Linked DNA regions of Homo sapiens: region 2 is linked to region 1. Evidence: read pairs that join two places in POLR2A ChIA-PET (ENCODE). Cell type or tissue: PC-3. All regions are shown on one strand. Each heading gives the region's core, and the rest is flanking DNA. Links, peaks and the distances in the headings are about the cores only.

What was found. ChIA-PET counts read pairs that join two places held together with the same protein. Peaks named below come from ENCODE experiments on the same cell type or tissue, not always from the same donor. Only the 100,000 strongest peaks of a DNase experiment are listed, where the experiment ranks them.
Region 2: POLR2A ChIA-PET joins it to region 1 with 7 read pairs; 4 of 35 experiments call an interaction of 5 or more read pairs at or near these places.

Annotation. Positions count from the first base shown.
Region 1 is chr10:77,400,999-77,409,503 of GRCh38, forward strand. It overlaps KCNMA1 (potassium calcium-activated channel subfamily M alpha 1), which reads right to left. Exons shown (of 28, transcript NM_001161352.2): 2 at 2,864-3,025. Among named protein-coding and RNA genes, the nearest start is that of KCNMA1-AS3, 54 kb to the left of the region's middle. In PC-3, for the core only: CTCF peaks have their summits at 706 and 906; a DNase peak (open chromatin) is centred at 4,893; H3K27ac peaks cover 585 bases.
Region 2 is chr10:77,456,245-77,464,749 of GRCh38, forward strand. All of the region lies in intron 1 of KCNMA1 (potassium calcium-activated channel subfamily M alpha 1), which reads right to left. Among named protein-coding and RNA genes, the nearest start is that of KCNMA1-AS3, 110 kb to the left of the region's middle. In PC-3, for the core only: no CTCF peak of the experiment used is centred there; DNase peaks (open chromatin) are centred at 3,187 and 7,517.

The sequences.
Region 1 (8,505 bases), core at 167-8,166:
CCATGCCATCACTAAAGCAGTAGCTTACTGCCCTAACTTGTCCTATAGCCTCCAAGCTCTAGCCTCACCCATTCAGTCTCCACTTGTCCCCCAGCTCTCTCTGTACAACACCCCCTGCCTCAAAATCTCCTTGTTCTACAAACTTCAAAAATTCATTTTTTTTTTTTTGAGACGGAGTCTTGCTCTGTCACCCAGGCTGGAATGCAGTGGGGCGATCTCAGCAGAGCCGCTCACTGCAAGTTCCGCCTCCTGGGTCCGTGCCATTATCCTGCCTCAGCCTCTCGAGTAGCTGGGACTACAGGCACCCGCCACCACACTGGCTAATTTTTTGTATTTTTAGTAGAGATGGGGTTTCACTGTGTTAGCCAGGATGGTCTCGATCTCCGGACCTCGTGATCCACCCACCTGAGCCTCCCAAAGTGCTGGGATTACAGGTGTAAGCCACCACGCCTGGCCCCAAAATTCTTTAGCATGGCCTTTAAAGCCCCACCAGGCTGTCTCCAGGACACTTCCCCAGACTTTGGGGTCTGCACCCCCCATTTCCCAGAGCGCCAGGCTCCTTCTCTGTTTTTCCTGCTCCTCACTTTGAAGGCTTTCTTCTCCTTTAACTCTCAAGATCCTAACTCACACTTAAAAGCTCACTGCAAATGCATTCTGTCTTATTAAGTATTCTTCACAAATTCCAGCCCACCTAGTGGTCATTTTCTTGTGTTTAAGCCTGGATATGTTTTTATTTTTTATATCTTCCCGCCATAAAGCAGCTCATCTTGAAATGGGAGTTTTAGTTCAAAGACTTTCCTCCCTATGAAAGCTTTTCTGATCAGCCCTACTTTCCCCTACAGCCCCTCCCCACACTCCACAAGTGCACACCGTGTTTGTACTCATAGCACTTATCCTCCATGCATTCCTTCAATAACTTCCGCATATGGTGCAATAGAATCAGGATCCTTCCTTGTTTTCTCCAGAGCTGAAACAAATACACTTGGCCCAGAATTAGTGTTCAGTAACTCTTGCAATGCTGATGAAGAAAATTAGAACTGTCTATAATGGCCACATGGAAGGAACAAGTGTCACATTTGTGCAGCTAAACTGTCTGCTGCTCCCCATTCACTATCACCACCATACATATAGAATACACTACCTCCATTTTGTCCCCATGAATACCCAGACTCAGAATTCAACCTCTCTTAAGTTTCCAATGCAGAATCCACTCCTCTTCAAGCATGAAAGAGCAATGGAGACTTCAGTCAAGAGGCAGGAGGAGAGATAGAGGTGCTGTTACACAGCTCAGCCAACAGCAAGTCACCTCCAAGTCCCCACTAGACACTGTCCCTCCTGGGTCACACCAGACTGAATTGTCTCCCTCTCTGCCTTCCTCCAAGCAGCCACTGACCTCACCAGTTTCTCTCTCCTCCTCCAAAACTCCAACTTTAAATGTCCCCTCTTTCCATTTTGCCATCAATTGACATCAGCCATGGTTTCATAACCAGACCCTTCAGCACACAGCTCACGGCAGATCCCTCGGTGAACAGAACCTGTCTTTCTTGAAGGCTGTGTGGCCAGCACCTTTGATTACTCAAGCACCACGTTCATTCTCTCACTCCTTCCCACAAAAGTGTGTGTGATATTGATCCCAGACATAACATTGAGTTCTCCCCAAGAAGGATTCTGAGAAGTGAAATTCTCACCACCTCCCTCCATCTACAGTCACCTCTTCACTGAGTTTTTGCTGTGAGACTCAGAGATAATGACTGTTTTCCAGTGTCCCTGCCTGGTCTTTGAGCCTCGCAGGCCTCAGGATGTCCCTACTCCTTCCATCTATGAGCCAAATGACTCTTGACTGAGCCCTAGCTTCATGCCAGGACAGGTGGCCCAAACAAAACAGCTTCCAGAATCACAATGAGAAATCACTCCGAATGCAATATCCTTCTCAGGGAAACTCCTGACCCAGAGCAGACCCAAGAAAGCAAGCTAGGGCTTTCCTAGAGCATGGGCCTGGCTATGGCGACCAATTCATCCCTGTTTGCCCAGGACTTTCCCAGTTTTTGCACTGAAAGACTCATGTCTCATGTACCCCTCAGTCTCAGGCAAACTGGGATGGTTGATCACTATAAGCCTGTCCCAGTAATGATCCTTGACAAAAACCAAGGGCTCATGAGGCCAGCCAGTGAAGCCAAGCTTCATATAAGCAGATCAGAGAGATGTTGGAAACATACAGAGAAGGGGCAGAATCAGCCCTGGTTGCAGGTGGGCTTAGGAGACAATCTCATCAGAAAAGGGCACACAAGCGAGCTCTAGGTACACGGGCCAGGCAGCCTCAGGTGGGCTACTGATGCATCCACCATCAGCATGACTGATTTCTACCGTGCACAGGGCCCAGCTCACACACTGCAGAAAATTAGGAAACTGCTGCAAGAGGGGGTCCCTATGGGCTACCACAGGACAAGAAGAACATCCCCCGAAGACCACCAAACACACACTCACTCAGCACTCCCCAGGATCCCCGCATTTGTAGCCCTTCCATGAGTTTCTGGTATATTTCCTTAACCCTCTTCTCCTCTCCAAGATGATGGAGGGTGTGTGTGTGTGCGCGCATGTGTGCTTTAGCAGAGGAAATGTGCTACATCTTCCCAACAACCCTTCTCCACTGCAAATCCCACTCCTTGAAAATCCCTCCACAAACCACTGTACACAAGGAACCGAGCCTCTCCTCCATGACCACGCGGGAGCACTTGCTGCTCACCCCCACCTCCCAATAGCCAGCCTCCTGCAGAAGACCCTGGGGAATATCACGTCTCATAAGCAAAGCCACCTTGGCCCAGACAGCAAGGCCTCCTGGTGTGAGAAGTGGGTGGAGACTCACCAGGACTCTGCCAGTCAGTGTCTGGGCGGATATCATCACCCCCGCCCAGTCCTTCACGGAGGTCATCCAGCCGACCTCGGCGGCCACTGCCTCCTCTTTTTCATCCACTGGTTTGAGAGTGCCATCCGCCTGGCTTGAGCCATTGTTAATCTTCTGGGCCTCCTGGCAACAGAGAGAGCAAGAGTTAAGACATAGGGAACAATGGATTTAAATAACATGCTCTACCCATAAAGAACCAGAGCCAGAAGGGGTCCCCAGCTGAGATGGAAACTAGCTTAAAGGTATAGGAGTAAAGCAGAAGGGGTAAATTATGCCTTTGATTTTTTTAAAGCCTTTATTTAAAAAAGAATATTTTCTTTATTTCCTCTTAAAATATCTTAGTGAAACAAAGAAGGATGGTATTATTCTATTCTATTTTATTTTATTTTATTTTTTGAGATGAAGTCTCACTCTGTCACCCAGGCTGGAGTGCAGTGGCGCAATCTCGGCTCTCTGCAACCTCCACCCACCAGGTGCAAGCAATTCTCACGCCTCAGCCTCCCTAGTAGCTAGAATTACAGGCGCGCGGCCACCATGCTCGGCTAATTTTTGTATTTTTAGTAGAGAGGGTTTCACCATGTTGGCCAGGCTGGTCTCAAACTCCTGACCTCAAGTGATCCGCCCACCTCAGCCTCCCAAAGTTCTGGTCTCCTCCCATTTTAAAGAAAAAGAAAATACCAAAGCAAGAGGAAACGCAATCTGTCTAAGATTAGGGCATGCTGAGGAGGGAGGAGGAAAGTGTGGGAGATGTCCTGTGGTCTTTGCCTACCCAGCCTCTATGCCCCTTTTCACAGCAGCACCCCCACTTTCCTTTAGGAAAATTATCTCTTCCTCTCAGTCTATGTAGTTCAAAGGGGACAGATGGCCTCACATTGGCTCCAACATTGGAGTCCTTTCTACCCCCTGCCAACAGCAATTGGGCCATTAATAATCACATGATCCATGCCAAGCCAATAAGACTCAAGCGTGGAACATTTGCAGGAAAGAATAGGAAAAGTCATCCTTCCCTGAGAATGAAGCCACTGCAGAGAAAAGTAAAAGTAATAGACTACTGATGTCATCATTTGAACACCCGGATCCAGCTGTGCCTGAAATCTACACCAGACCTTTCCAGTTACAGGAGACAATACATTCCCCTTCTGGCTTAAAATGTGCTTGAGGAAACAAGGCTGATTTCATCAGATAACTGAGCCCCACACAGGGGCCGAAACTGTAAACCTTTGCATACAGTGAGTGTTCTGCCTGGAATACTCTTCTCCCACAGAGACTTATGGCCTGCTCCCTTAAGTCTTTGCTCAAATATCTCCTTTTCAATGAAGTCTTCCCTGGCCACCTGTTTAAATTTGCAACACTTTCTTTCCAATAGCACTTTTCTGCTTTATTTTTCTCCATAGCACTTAAAACCGCTAATATACTTAATAATTCATTTACTTCTTTCACTTACTGTCTGCCTTCCCCACTGCTGCAGCCTTGGTGCCTAATAGAGTGTCTGGGACAGAGTTGGCTCAATAACCATGAATGAATGACTAGAAAGGGCTATGAGTATCAGCCCCTCGTTAGCTACAAAGGCTGGGTTTAGTGTTGCCAGATAAAATACAGGATACCCAGTAAAATTTAAATTTCAGATAAACAACAAATAACTTTTTAGTATAAGTATATTCCAAATACCACATGGGACATGCTTATACTAAAACCTTATTATTTATCTAACAATGTACATTTAACTGGACCCCAACACAAATACCCACTGCAACTATGACTGCAGATGAAGATGTTTAAAAAGATGCCAGCAAATTATGTTCATCATTTAAAACTCTGGAATTAATTCCCAAGGCAAAGCCACACTGGGGATCATTGTGATTTGGAGTAAGGGGAAGAACCAAAGACAGTGGTGAAAAGCTTTGTCTGCAGTGACAAAGGGGGCGGGGCAGAGGGAGGCCAGGCACGTGGGAGGCAGGTGGGGAGGGTGCACTGGTGAGTCATCCTCTTGGGGACTTGGCCACGGCAGGCAGGAAGCTGGTCCCGATTCCTGCTTCTCTCCCTCTGGCTGCCTGTGGCTCAGGGAAGCTGGGGAAGAGAAAAGTGGGACCTGCAGCCCTGGACGCTAATATTTTCTTTCCAAATGTGTTAAGCCCCACAGAGCTACAATGATCCAAGAGGAGGCCCAGGAGGGGGAGGCCACTGGGCAGATGTATCTGGGGGCTGCCTGCTGACATGTGTGGGACCTGCTGCCCAAGCCTCCCAGGCCAGCCTCAGATAGGACCTGTTAGGTCTTGCCCTGGTCCCTGAGCCTCTGCCCTGTGAGACTCTGAACAGGAGGGTATTTAGGAGGATGGGGAGGCCCTGATACAGGGTCAACCATGGTAACTGAAGGTGTAGATTCGGGGGAAAATCCAGCTCTGCCACCGCTGTGGGACCTCAATAAGATGGGGACAGTACTGCCAGCCCCTCAGGCATTGTCAGGATTAAACAGTGTCCAATAGCACAAAACACAGGTTCAAGCAATTATCCCAGCACCCCTTGCTTCTTCTCGTGCCCCTGACACCATAAAGCAATGGTTATCACAATGAGCGGGCATCATAAGCACACCAGAGGGCTTGTTGAAACACAGTGTGCTGGGCCCATCCCAGAACCTACATTCGAACCAAGATGTCAGGCACTTCTGATGCTGCTGGGCTTGGAAGCCTACTTTGGGGACCACAGCTCCTGACTACCCTAGTATGGCTCGGTGACTGCTGAAATGAGACATGGATCTTCACCCCCAGCTCTCTCCTGGCCTCTCCCTTCACCCAAGGACAGAACCACCTGCTTGTTTCAATATTGGACATTGGTGGAGGGGTGAGGAAAAGAGGAGGGCAGGGAGATCGTCCCACATCTGAGGCTCTAGTGTTTCCTTTTGAGTCAAGCCTCCCAGGATGTTTCTGAACTGGTCCCTGGCCACCACGTGGGGACCTGGAAGATAGCTCCCTGCTCCTCAGTCCTGGGGGCCCAAGTTCCACAGCCCCTTGGTAGACCCTGGAGAGGAGAAATCAACGTGAAAAAGGCTGGGAGGCAGGGGGGCCCTCCAGTCACAGTGGTTAACTGCATCAGTAATTCATAGCACAAGAGGTATGTGGCAGATAATGCTATTTCGCCAGCCCTCTTACCTATTGTTTTACAAGGCATTCATTATTTTAATTACTTTATGATAGGCAAGGAAAAACACAGACTAAAGGGAGATAATGCCCTTGTTATTATTTGCTTACACTAGATGTTGTGAGCTTAATTACCATGTGTGGGAAGCAGGACTGGGAGGAGTGATGGGGGAGCTATTTAAAGCCTGATGCCAGCCGGCCAGACTAGCCACCAGGCTAGCCACAGATCTTGTGCCTGGAGGAAGAGGCCCCTCTCTCCACCACTGACTTCACTCTGGCCAAAGCACCTCTTATGGGGAGCAGGCATTATAACTCCATGCTCCAAAGAAAAAGCAGAGAAGGTTCAGTAGCCTTGCTGGGAACATGCAGGGGCAGAGTCCATTATAAGAGTGTTGGCCACCATTGAACAAGCCAGAACTAGGTGCCAGCAACTAAGAATTAAGTGTTTTCTATGCATTGTCTTGCTTAAACCTTATAATACATCCAACAGGCAAGTGAAATTATTTCCATTTTACAGACAGGGTAACTAAGAGCAGGTATCTCTCAGAAAAAGGCACAGAGCCTGAGAGCTCAGGCTGGAAGCAGAGAGCCCACCTGGGCTTGTACCTGCTCCAGAACTTCCAAGCTGATGGCTGTGGCCCATCAACCCTTGAGTCTCAGCCTCTTCCATGTAAGATGGGGACAAACATGCCGCCTCATTAAGGTGGTGGGGAAGCTGAAGCTTGGCACAGTCCCGGGCACACAGTGGTTACAGCTGCCCTGATGAAGCACCCGCTGATGGGGCTGGGGCCTCTAAGAGTAATCCACTGAAGCTGCACCACTTTCATCAACCAGTGGCCCTGGGAGGCACACTGGCCAGAGTGAACCTTTAATAAATAATCACAGAATGGAGGATAAGGAGGTGCAGGTTCTAACACTGTTATCCTCCAATGAGCAAGAAGTCCCTATAAGGCAAGGTGCTGTGACTCCTGCAGGGCTTCTAGTAGGCGCTGTGTGACCACCACCCAGGACAGCTGGGGCAGGGATTCCCGCACAGGGTGGACCCCAGACCCAGTGACATCTCAGACCCCTTCTGACTCGCCCCATTAGATCAACCTCCCATTTTTAAGATGAGAACGCTGAGGACCAGGGAGAGGCTGCCTCCTGAGTCCCAGCATTCCGTTCTTGCTCCTGGCCCCACAGGATACTGCCTCACAGGGGAACAAATGGTTTGTTCCAAATAGCAAAGGGGATATGCAGCCACGCCCAAACCTTCCACCTCCCACTGCAGAGGACCCTGTCCTTACACAGGAAGCACTTCCCAGTAGGGGCAGCCCGATGTCAGTCAGGAAATCACTGAGTGCGTGTGCTCACACATGTGTGTGTGCATGTGTGAGAGTGTGTGCATGTGTGTGCACGTGTGAGAGTGTGTGCATGTGTGTGTGCGTTTGTGTGCACGTGTGAGTGTGTACGTGTGTGTGCATGTCTGAGAATGTGTGCATGTGTGTGTGCATCTGTGTGTGTGCTCACACATGCGTGTGTGTGTCTGTGTGTGTAAGGGAGAGAAACCCCACTGGCTGCAGCCTCCAGCTACCCCAGCTTCAGGAGGACAGGCCACCAGATCTTCTGAAATGCAAGAAAAGATGTCTTGGGAAAAGAAAGGAACATGGAGGGAAGAATAGGGAGAAAAATGAGAGGTGAGGCCATCGCGTGGGGAGGCCATCTCAGAAAGAGGAGGTCCTGCAGGAGCCCTCCCCCTGCCCTTGGCAGCTCCCTGAGAAAGGGATTCGGCCTTGCACTGGAGGCCACTCTGGATCTGCCTCCAACCCTGCCCTCTCTCCCCACTAGAGCCTTGTGTAAAGCAGGCCACAGCTGCCTCTCAGTGGCAACAGTGACATCTAATTTCAGTGCCCACATCAGAAGGTGGGGAGGAATTCAGGGCAAGGGTGCAGGCACAGGAGGCAGGGAACACCAGAGAGAAGAGTGGCCACAGTCCCCTCCCGACACCCACCCTACCAGGCAACCTCTCACGGGGCTGTGCCCAGCCTTACACCCTCACCCCTTTCTATGCCTTCTCCCCATTCCCTTTAGTGGTGTTCCCCACGATGACTTTTTGTTGACATGGCCGCAGAGGGGCTCACCCTTCCTATGTCACCTGGGGCCAAGGGCCTGACTGCACCCCATCACCTGGTGCTCAAGATACAAACCTCATCTGATGCGTTTGGGCATTTCCCGCTGAATCACAAGATCAAAGACCAAAGCTTGAGAAGGGACCTTAGCAATTCCTGAGGATCCCCACCACCACCCAACTACCACACACACAGTGTACAGATGAGAAAACTGAGGCCCAGAGGGAAAGCCACAAGCTCAGGGCCACCCAGCCCAGCCAGGTGACCACCGGGCCAGGAAGCAAGCCCCAGTTGCTCTGTTTCCCTTATCTCTTGTTGCCTCCCCGATAAGACAATTGCTCCAAATCTAGCCCAAGTGACA
Region 2 (8,505 bases), core at 82-8,081, 55 kb after region 1:
GACTTTGCACTGGCTTTTGTCCCCATGTGGCATACTTTCTCTGGAGACCTTGGAAAGCTGGCTCCTTCTCATCCTTCTCATGTCAGCTTGCACAGGACCTCCGGAGAGAAACCTTTCCCATCAAAAGTAGCCCCCAGACTCTACCCGCATCACTGTCTGCCAGCCCCCTACTCTATTATCTCCACACTTATCATAATCAGAAATGACCTTGTTGCTGCATTTGTTCTCTTGTTTGTTTTCTGTTTCCACTTCTACCTCCGTGACAGCAGGGACATCATCTATCTTGATCAGTGCCATATCCCCGGCAGTTAGCAAAACGTCTGGCATATGGCAGGTGCAAGGCAAATGTTTGCTGAAGGAGGGAGGCTGCATGGAGGAGACTGGGCCCTCTTTCCAGTGCCAGCTCTGCCTGCATCGAGCACTATGTGGCGCATCTAGACCAGGATCCACATCCATGGTGTGGTTTCCCCAGGCTGCAGAAGTGCACTGTGGAAGCAGGTCTGTGTGCTTGAGATCAGGGAAAGCTGACCAAGAAGATGGGACACAGTTGATTCTGGAGAGGCAGGGAACAGACAGGGGACTCTCCTAACAGGCTGGATCTTCCAGGACAGTTGAAGGACAACATCCAGTAGGACCCTAGACCAAGAGTATAGACACTGTCGCTATGGGTGTTTCTCTGAGCCCTGAGACTTCCCATGTTTAAGATAAGCTGGTTGGATTACTGGTTATTGATTATGTTGAATCTTTTGGTGGCACAGACCAACTTGAGAATCTGAAGATATCAACTTTCTTTCTGGAGAAATGCATGTGCTTACATAGAGACAAAATATGCCTGCACTTCCTAGAAGGGCAAGGACCCCTCCGAAGTTCATTCACAGCCCCAGGATGACAGCCTCTCACTTAAAGGCTCTTGGGCCGCCCTGCTAGTCATTGGCCTGCTTGCTCTGAGACCCAGTCTTTACCCCTCGTCTGTAGACTGTGGACTACACTCCCCAGGCTCCCTCGCTCTTTCTTCTAGGGAAGTTTGTTCTATTCAGCAGGAATGCAGGCAGAAGTCTGCAGGGTGGGGGCAGGCAGAAACCAGGACATTTCTCCCTCCTTCTGCATTTGGTGGCATCTCCAGATAGAGAACATGTCCATCATTATATCTATCACCTCTGGGTATCCTGCCCTCCCCAGAGTCCTTTCCTCTGTGATCCTGCCCAGCCCAGCAGGCCTTCTGTAGTTCCAGCATCCGCCAGGTGCTGCTGGATCCTGAGTTCTAGAAAACCAGCTCCTCCCTTCCCCCTCTAGCCCTAGGATGCTAGCAGCTTCCTGCCATTGCTATTCTCTGGGCTGCCTCTCCATTTTTTGCTTGGCTTTTTATCTCCTTGGACACCTTTATAACTAGTTCCCCATATAAACTCCTTCTACTAGATATTTTGGCATGAACTCTGGGTTTCCTCTGGGGTCCCTGGTGGGATCAGCCTCCCTCCAGCACGGGCATTCTGAGAGCCTGGTAGCTTCCTGGAAAGGCCAATCTGAGCTGAATTAACAAATCCCTAGGAAGGTCAAGAAGATGGAGGGGCTGGGAAAACCCATGTTGCCTGCGAGTGCAGTGCCTCCATCCTGTCTGGTTCCATTCCAGGAAAAAAAGTTATATAGGAAAAGCCTCACAATCGCAATGTAGTTAAAAACTGTTTACTGCCTTTTTCTAAATGAGGGAAACAAATGTAAGGCCCAGAGCAGCCTCCCATCAAATCATGCTCTTGCTCAGATCAAACGGCAGCCCGAGTGAATATTCCTAGAGTTCCTACTTGGGAGCTCACGCTAGCTACTAAGTCCTCCCTGCCAAAAAGACCCGATTATACAAAGTGGGGCAGCAGGAAAGCCAGTCTTGTAGCATCAAAGAAACACACTGTCTGAATTCCATCAGCCACAAGCAGGCATCCTCCACCCAGGGATAATGCAGCCAGGGCACTGTGCCCCAGAATGGCCCCACCCATGCAGGAGGGCACCTTCCCTCCTCACTGTGCTGGCTTCTTTTAACAAATAGCCCTATCTATGAGCTCCCTTGTTCCTTCCAACCATTCTAAAGATAGGGCAGGCACCAAGGCCAGGGGTATGGGCAGGTCCTCCTCCCTGAGGACCAAGGCACAGAGAGTTTCCAAGGCCACACAGCCACTTGGAAGCAGAGCTGGGATTAGAACCCTGCCTGGACAGGGAATGACTTCAACTTACACACATGAACAAACACGAATCTCAACTCCCTGTTATGGTGGGGTTCCCCAGACACACATGCATGGTAGAGATTTCAGTGCAAATTTAATCATTTGAAAATACTGACATTCAACCATTTTTTAACCTCAAAAATGGCAATTTCATGTGGCTTACATGAATAGTTTATTTGGGTAGTGATCCCAGGGGAGAACCAGCTGGGGAGTGGGGAAATAAAATGGGAAAGTGAGAGGGCAGGGTTTGTTAATGGTCAGGACACTGCTGCAGACAACCAAGGCTCAATGCCACTGGAGACCTCTGGGAGATGGGGCAGAACCACCCTGTCCAACATGGAAGGCACCAGCCACATTGAGCTATCTACATTTAAATTACTTGAATTGAAAAACTTAGTTCCTCAGTCCACTAGCCAAATTCCAAAAGCTCAATAACCACAGATGGCTGGTGGCTATCATATTGGACAGCACACATACAGAACATTTCCATCATTACAGAAAATCATAGGGGTAGCACTGGCATAGACCATGCCTCAGAGCTGTGTCATCTGAGGGGTAGAATCTGGGGTATTTATACTCCCATTAGGGTCTATCATTGGCAAGGGCTGCACCTGGGGGTATTTGCTGCAGGCACTTCCAGATGTCTTGGCTCACACTGGTAGGGGGAGGGAAGGCACTGACAGTAGGGGCATTTGAGTGGGATAGGAATAGAGTGGCCTGGGGGCATGGGCAGGGCATTCACAGCCTCTGCCACAATCACCAGCCCTTCCTGCACATCACCTCTGCTCTTGTTGAAGCACCTCTGGATGCAGGCATTTTGACAGCTTCTTCGCAATGGGAATGTGGCCCCAGAATCCTCTGACCTGATGACAAGCCATTCTCCCTGGAGACAACACACAGAGAGAGACACAATCCAGGCCTTCCAAGCATTTGTGATCTACAGCAGGCAGCTGGGACACAGACCACAGCATGCAGCAACTATACAAACACTGACTAATAAGCTAAAATCGGAAATCTTTATGGAGAAACCCTTGTGAGCAGTGCCTGGCTAACAGCATGTAGGTGTTGCCTCCAAGAACTGTCTAGCATTTGAGAGACACAGTTGGAGACTGAGCGTCCCCATTAGGCAGGCTGGTCCCCGAATACCCACATTATTGTGGTAATCAAAACACAGCTTTGAGACATCACTGTGCTGGTCACAAACCTGGCAAGGTCAAGAAAGTGCTCTGAAGACCAGCACCCAAAATCTTCACAGCTTAGCCTTCCTCCCAGGGGCCCGCTCTTGGCATAGCACAGTGGCCAGAACACAGACTCTCTGGAGCCCACTGCCTGAGGTCATGTCTCATCTCCTCCTTCCTCACTGCGTGGCCTTAGGCGCACTATTTGATCTCTCTGAGCCTGCATTTCCTCATCTATAAAGTGGACACAATAACAATAACTTTCCAATATGGTTGTCAAGAAAATTAAATGAGCCCATGCTTTTAAAGATCTTATAAGAAGGATGGCAAACTTTTTCCATAAAGAGCCAGATAGCAAATATTCTATGGCATTGCAGGTCACACAGACTCTCACAACCTCTCACTTCGGTCCTTGTAGCTCCAAACCAGCCATAGGCAATATGTAAACAAATGGATGTTCCAATAAAACTTTATTTATAAAATCAGGTAGTGAGCCAGATTTGCCCTGCAGGCCATAGTTTACTAACCCCTATCTTAGAATGATTCCTGCTCTACAGTGAGTGCTATATGAATGTTCGTTGATAAAGTCTGCTGCGCTCTCCCACCTCTCAGATTCTTCCTGTATTATTATTCTCTCTGCCTCCCTCTCCACCCATCCTTTAAGACCAAGCTCAAGTAGCCTTCCTGAAACAGTGTGGAGATTTCTCAAAGAGCTCAAAATAGAACTACTATTCAATCTAGCAACCCCACTAATGAGTATCTACCGAAAGGAAATCATTAGACCAAAAAAACACCTGCACTCATGTTTATTGCAGCACTACTCACATTAGCAAAGTCGTGGAATCAACCTAAGTGTCCATCAATGGATGGCTGGATAAAGAAAATGTGGTACACACGTGCACACACACACACACACACACACACGCACACCATGGAATATTACTCAGCCTTAGAAAAAAAATGAAATCATGTCTTTTGCAGCAACACAGAGGGAACTGGAGGCCGTTATCCTAAGTGAACTAACTCAGAAACAAAGTCAGACAGAAAGTGATGGGTACACTAAAAGCCCATGTTGTCACTTATAAGTGGGAGCTAAACTGAGTACACATGGACATACAGAATGGAATAATAATACTGGAGACTCCAAAAAGTGGGACGGTGAGGGGGTGTGGGATAAAAAATTACCTATTGGGCTGGGCATGGTGGTTCAAGCCTGTAATCCCAGCACTCTGGGAGGCCGAGGTGGGCGGATCACCTGAGGTCAAGAGTTCAAGACCAGCCTTGCCAACACGGTGAAACCCCATCTCTACTAAAAATACAAAAATTAGCTGGGCGTGGTGGCATGCCACTGTAATCCCAGCTCCTTGGGAGGCTGAGGCAGGAGAATTACTTGAACACGGGAGGCAGAGGTTGCAGTAAGCCAAGATCACACCATTGCACTCCAGCCTGGGTAACAAGAGTGAAACTCTGTCTCAAGAAAAAAAAAAATTACCTATTGGATACAATGTACACTATTTGGGTGATGGGTGCACTAAAAGCCCAGACTTTACCACTACACAATATATCCATGTAACAAAACCGCACTTGTACTCCCTCTTTTTTTTTTTTCAAAAAAGAGGCCTCCCTGGACCCTCCCTCTTTTCTTAGCCACATCCTTAGACCACTTCCAAGTTGCTCTTCTGTGGTGACCCTTGCCCCACCCTGCTATTTGTGGGGCAACTTGTTTCGCTGTAGAATTTCATTGTTCCTGTTAAATGATGAGATGATCCAATGTCTTCATTTTACAGGGAGGGAAGCAAGGCCCAGAGAAGCCAAGCGACTTATTCAAGGTCACACAGTGACGGCAGAGTCAGGACCAGACATGGATGTGTCTTGATTCATGATTCAGTACAGTCTTGGGCTTAAGGAGATTTCAATACTGAGGAGAGTGGGGACACAGATCACCCAGCCTTCTACCCTTGATTTAGGGCTGGACTAGGTCACCCCTCCACAGAGGTTCCTTACTTCCTGCCTCAGCACCCCTCCAGGCAGAACACTTACGGGGCTTGTTGCCCCAACTAGACAGGTCTGGCTCACTTCTGAGTCTGTCACATATCCAGCATGGGCCCAGGCACGCTCCAGATGCAATAGTGTTGACCCTGTGTGCTTTGTCTTCCTCTTCCTTCCCCGTGAGTCTGCCCATTGCCCCGGGGACACCCAGGACAGACTCACAGATCTTCCCCAGGGGACATGTCCTGTTCATGCCTATCTAAGTCATCAAAGGCAAATTCCAGAGCAGCCTATAGCCAGGGCTGTGTGGGGACTCCCCACTGACTATGGGGCTTCACAGAGGCACAGCCCAAAGTACCATGCTCACAGACACACAAATTCAGACACACACATGCACACACACACACAAGCAGACACATGCACACACTAATATAAACAACACAGACACACATACACATACACACGGACACGGACACACACAGAAACATGCACACACTAACATAAACACATACATGCACACACATACACGCATGCACACAATGAAACAGGCACACAGACACATGCACACTAACATAAATACACACAGCACATATACTCAGATAGATGCACACACCTAAACACAAATATACACATGTATACCCACACTGATGCTAACACATACACACATGAGCACACACACACATACACAGAAACATATATACACTTAAATACATATATGCATGGAGAAACAAATGCATACATGTGCACACACACACTTAGACGTAAAAACACATATATTTACAAACAAACACAAATGTATGCACTCAAATAGACATATAAATACACATGCATACACACAGACATGTAAACATACATACACGTAAACATACACACATCTATAGATGCTCATGTGCTCACAGAGACCCTTATATACCTATGCACACATGGATAAACACACACACCCTCACACATGCACTTACACACTGTGTGATGTTTTTAGCTTTTACCTTTACAGACAGACATGGGAGCTTTCCCTGGAAGATGTAAGGTCCCTGGGAAAGGGACTGTGCCCTGGGCTCTCCCCCGGGAGAGAGTCCCGCCCACCCACAGCATCTGCCTGGTGTCTTGAACACAACTAGTGCTCACGTTTCCTCAATGGACGGATGAATGAAGTCGTCTCATGCCTGGGCCTTGGGTCCATGGGGAGAGCTTGGCTCAGGAAGCCGGTGCTGCCTCTATCACCTCTGAGTTTCCAAGCCATACTCTCTCACCCCATCCCAGCTTGGGAAACAGCCAGCATCTTGCTGGCCTCTTGGTGGAGTGTTGCTGATCCATGCCTCTGCCAGAGGTGGGAGAAACCTCGATGAAACTCAAACCAAGTCTTGACTTATCTAGGGATGGCTGAAGGTCCTCCTGGGGTGGGGAGAAGGTGGAAGAAACCACTGACTAAAGTGGTCCTGGCCCCATTCTCCCAGCATGTAGGTTTTCTGGCTGGACTTTACAAGTAAAAACCACAGTGAGGAGCTCACTTCTACCTGAGGTAACACAGTGCATGGCCCCCACCTGCTTCCCTTCATATCACTATCTTGCAAAACTGGCTCAGAGAGAGCCTCCTGGCCCTGCGTAGCCTGGGAAGATACCACCCACCATCATTTGTTACCTCCCCACAGTGGGAAGGTGAAGGGCTTAGGAGACCTGCTTCTTGGCACCATCACACTGTACTGTGTTGTCACCCTATCTGGACCTCAGTGTTTCCTCTGCTTCTATAAAACGGGGTGAATAACCTTTGCCTCCTAAATACCAAGGATACAGCATCAAGGAGAAAGGACTCTGACCTCACAGGAGGTGGGACCAAGGAGAGGGGCAACTCACAAAAGCCTGAGGAAGAACATTCTTTGGTGGCACCTCCCTGATGAGCAGAGAGGAGCCGCTCTGCAAGTTAAGTAATTGATGGAGCACACGCTAAAAATACAAACTAGGTTAGCACTCAGGGTGGTTTATTGCTCCAAGAGGGAGTTAATTCAGGCACTCAAATCTCCATGGAACAGGGACTGTGAGCCCAGAGCAGCAGACTCCTGAGCCAGGAGGCCTCATGCAACCCAGCTGAGAAGTGCTGTTTACTTAAAGGCTGAGCAAGACGGAACCAGAGAAAATGGGCTGGGGAAGCATAGGGGGTGGCAGAGAAGGGAGTGCCCAGGCCTTAGGAGCATGAGGGAAAGAAAGGAGGCAACATGCAAATTAGTAACAGGAAGTGGGACAGGCGACAGGAGCTGGAAGGGCTACTCCCTCCTAGATTGGGCTGCAAAGACCCCAGCCTCCCAGCTTTCTGGAGCCCCTTGCTATTCCAAGTAAGCTCCAGAGACCAGCGGCATCTGCATCACCAGGGCTCTCATCAGAAAAACAGAATCTCAGACCCCACCCTAGACCTCCCGAATATACATTGCCACAAGATCCTCAGATTTCCTGTGCACACTAAAGTTTGAGAAGCACAAGATTAGGAGTCAAAATCCCTGAGTTCCTGGTCCAGCTATTGCTATCAAATTGCTGTGTGGTTTTGCAGGACTTGCTTGACCTCTCTGGGTGCTAGAATTTCTTCCTCTGGGCTACAGGATGAGTGAGGCTTGTTTCTTTCTCCTGGGTTCTGAGAGGCTCAAGTCAGACCCTTCATCTGCAGGCCTCGGAAGCATGGGAGGGCCTTTACAGAAAAACGTTTCCATTTTCTACCAGGCTGCCCCCTTCCGCTTTCTTGGAGTCATTAGTACACAGAGAGGTAGATGGGGAGATGATCCTTGAAGGACACACTGCAGTCAGGAAGAAGACTTCTTAATGTCATTTTAAGCCTTGATATCTCTCCATTAAAAAAAAAAAATTATAAAGCAGCCTCTTGCTAATGGGGAAGCAGCGGGTCTGAGTCATGCTAAGTAAGCCAGAGCATTTCATCTGGAAATCCCTGGTCTGGTGTTACCCATTGCCTTTGGGACATTCAATATCACTACTGCACTTGAGAAATGTGGCTTCTGGGGCTCAGAGAGGTTAAGTGAGTGGGTCAGAGTCACACAGCCAGTGAGAAACAGGGCCAGGACGGGAAGCCAGGCTCCCGGCCCTCTAAGAGAAACTCTTTTAAGTACCTCAAGGTGCCCACGTCCTTG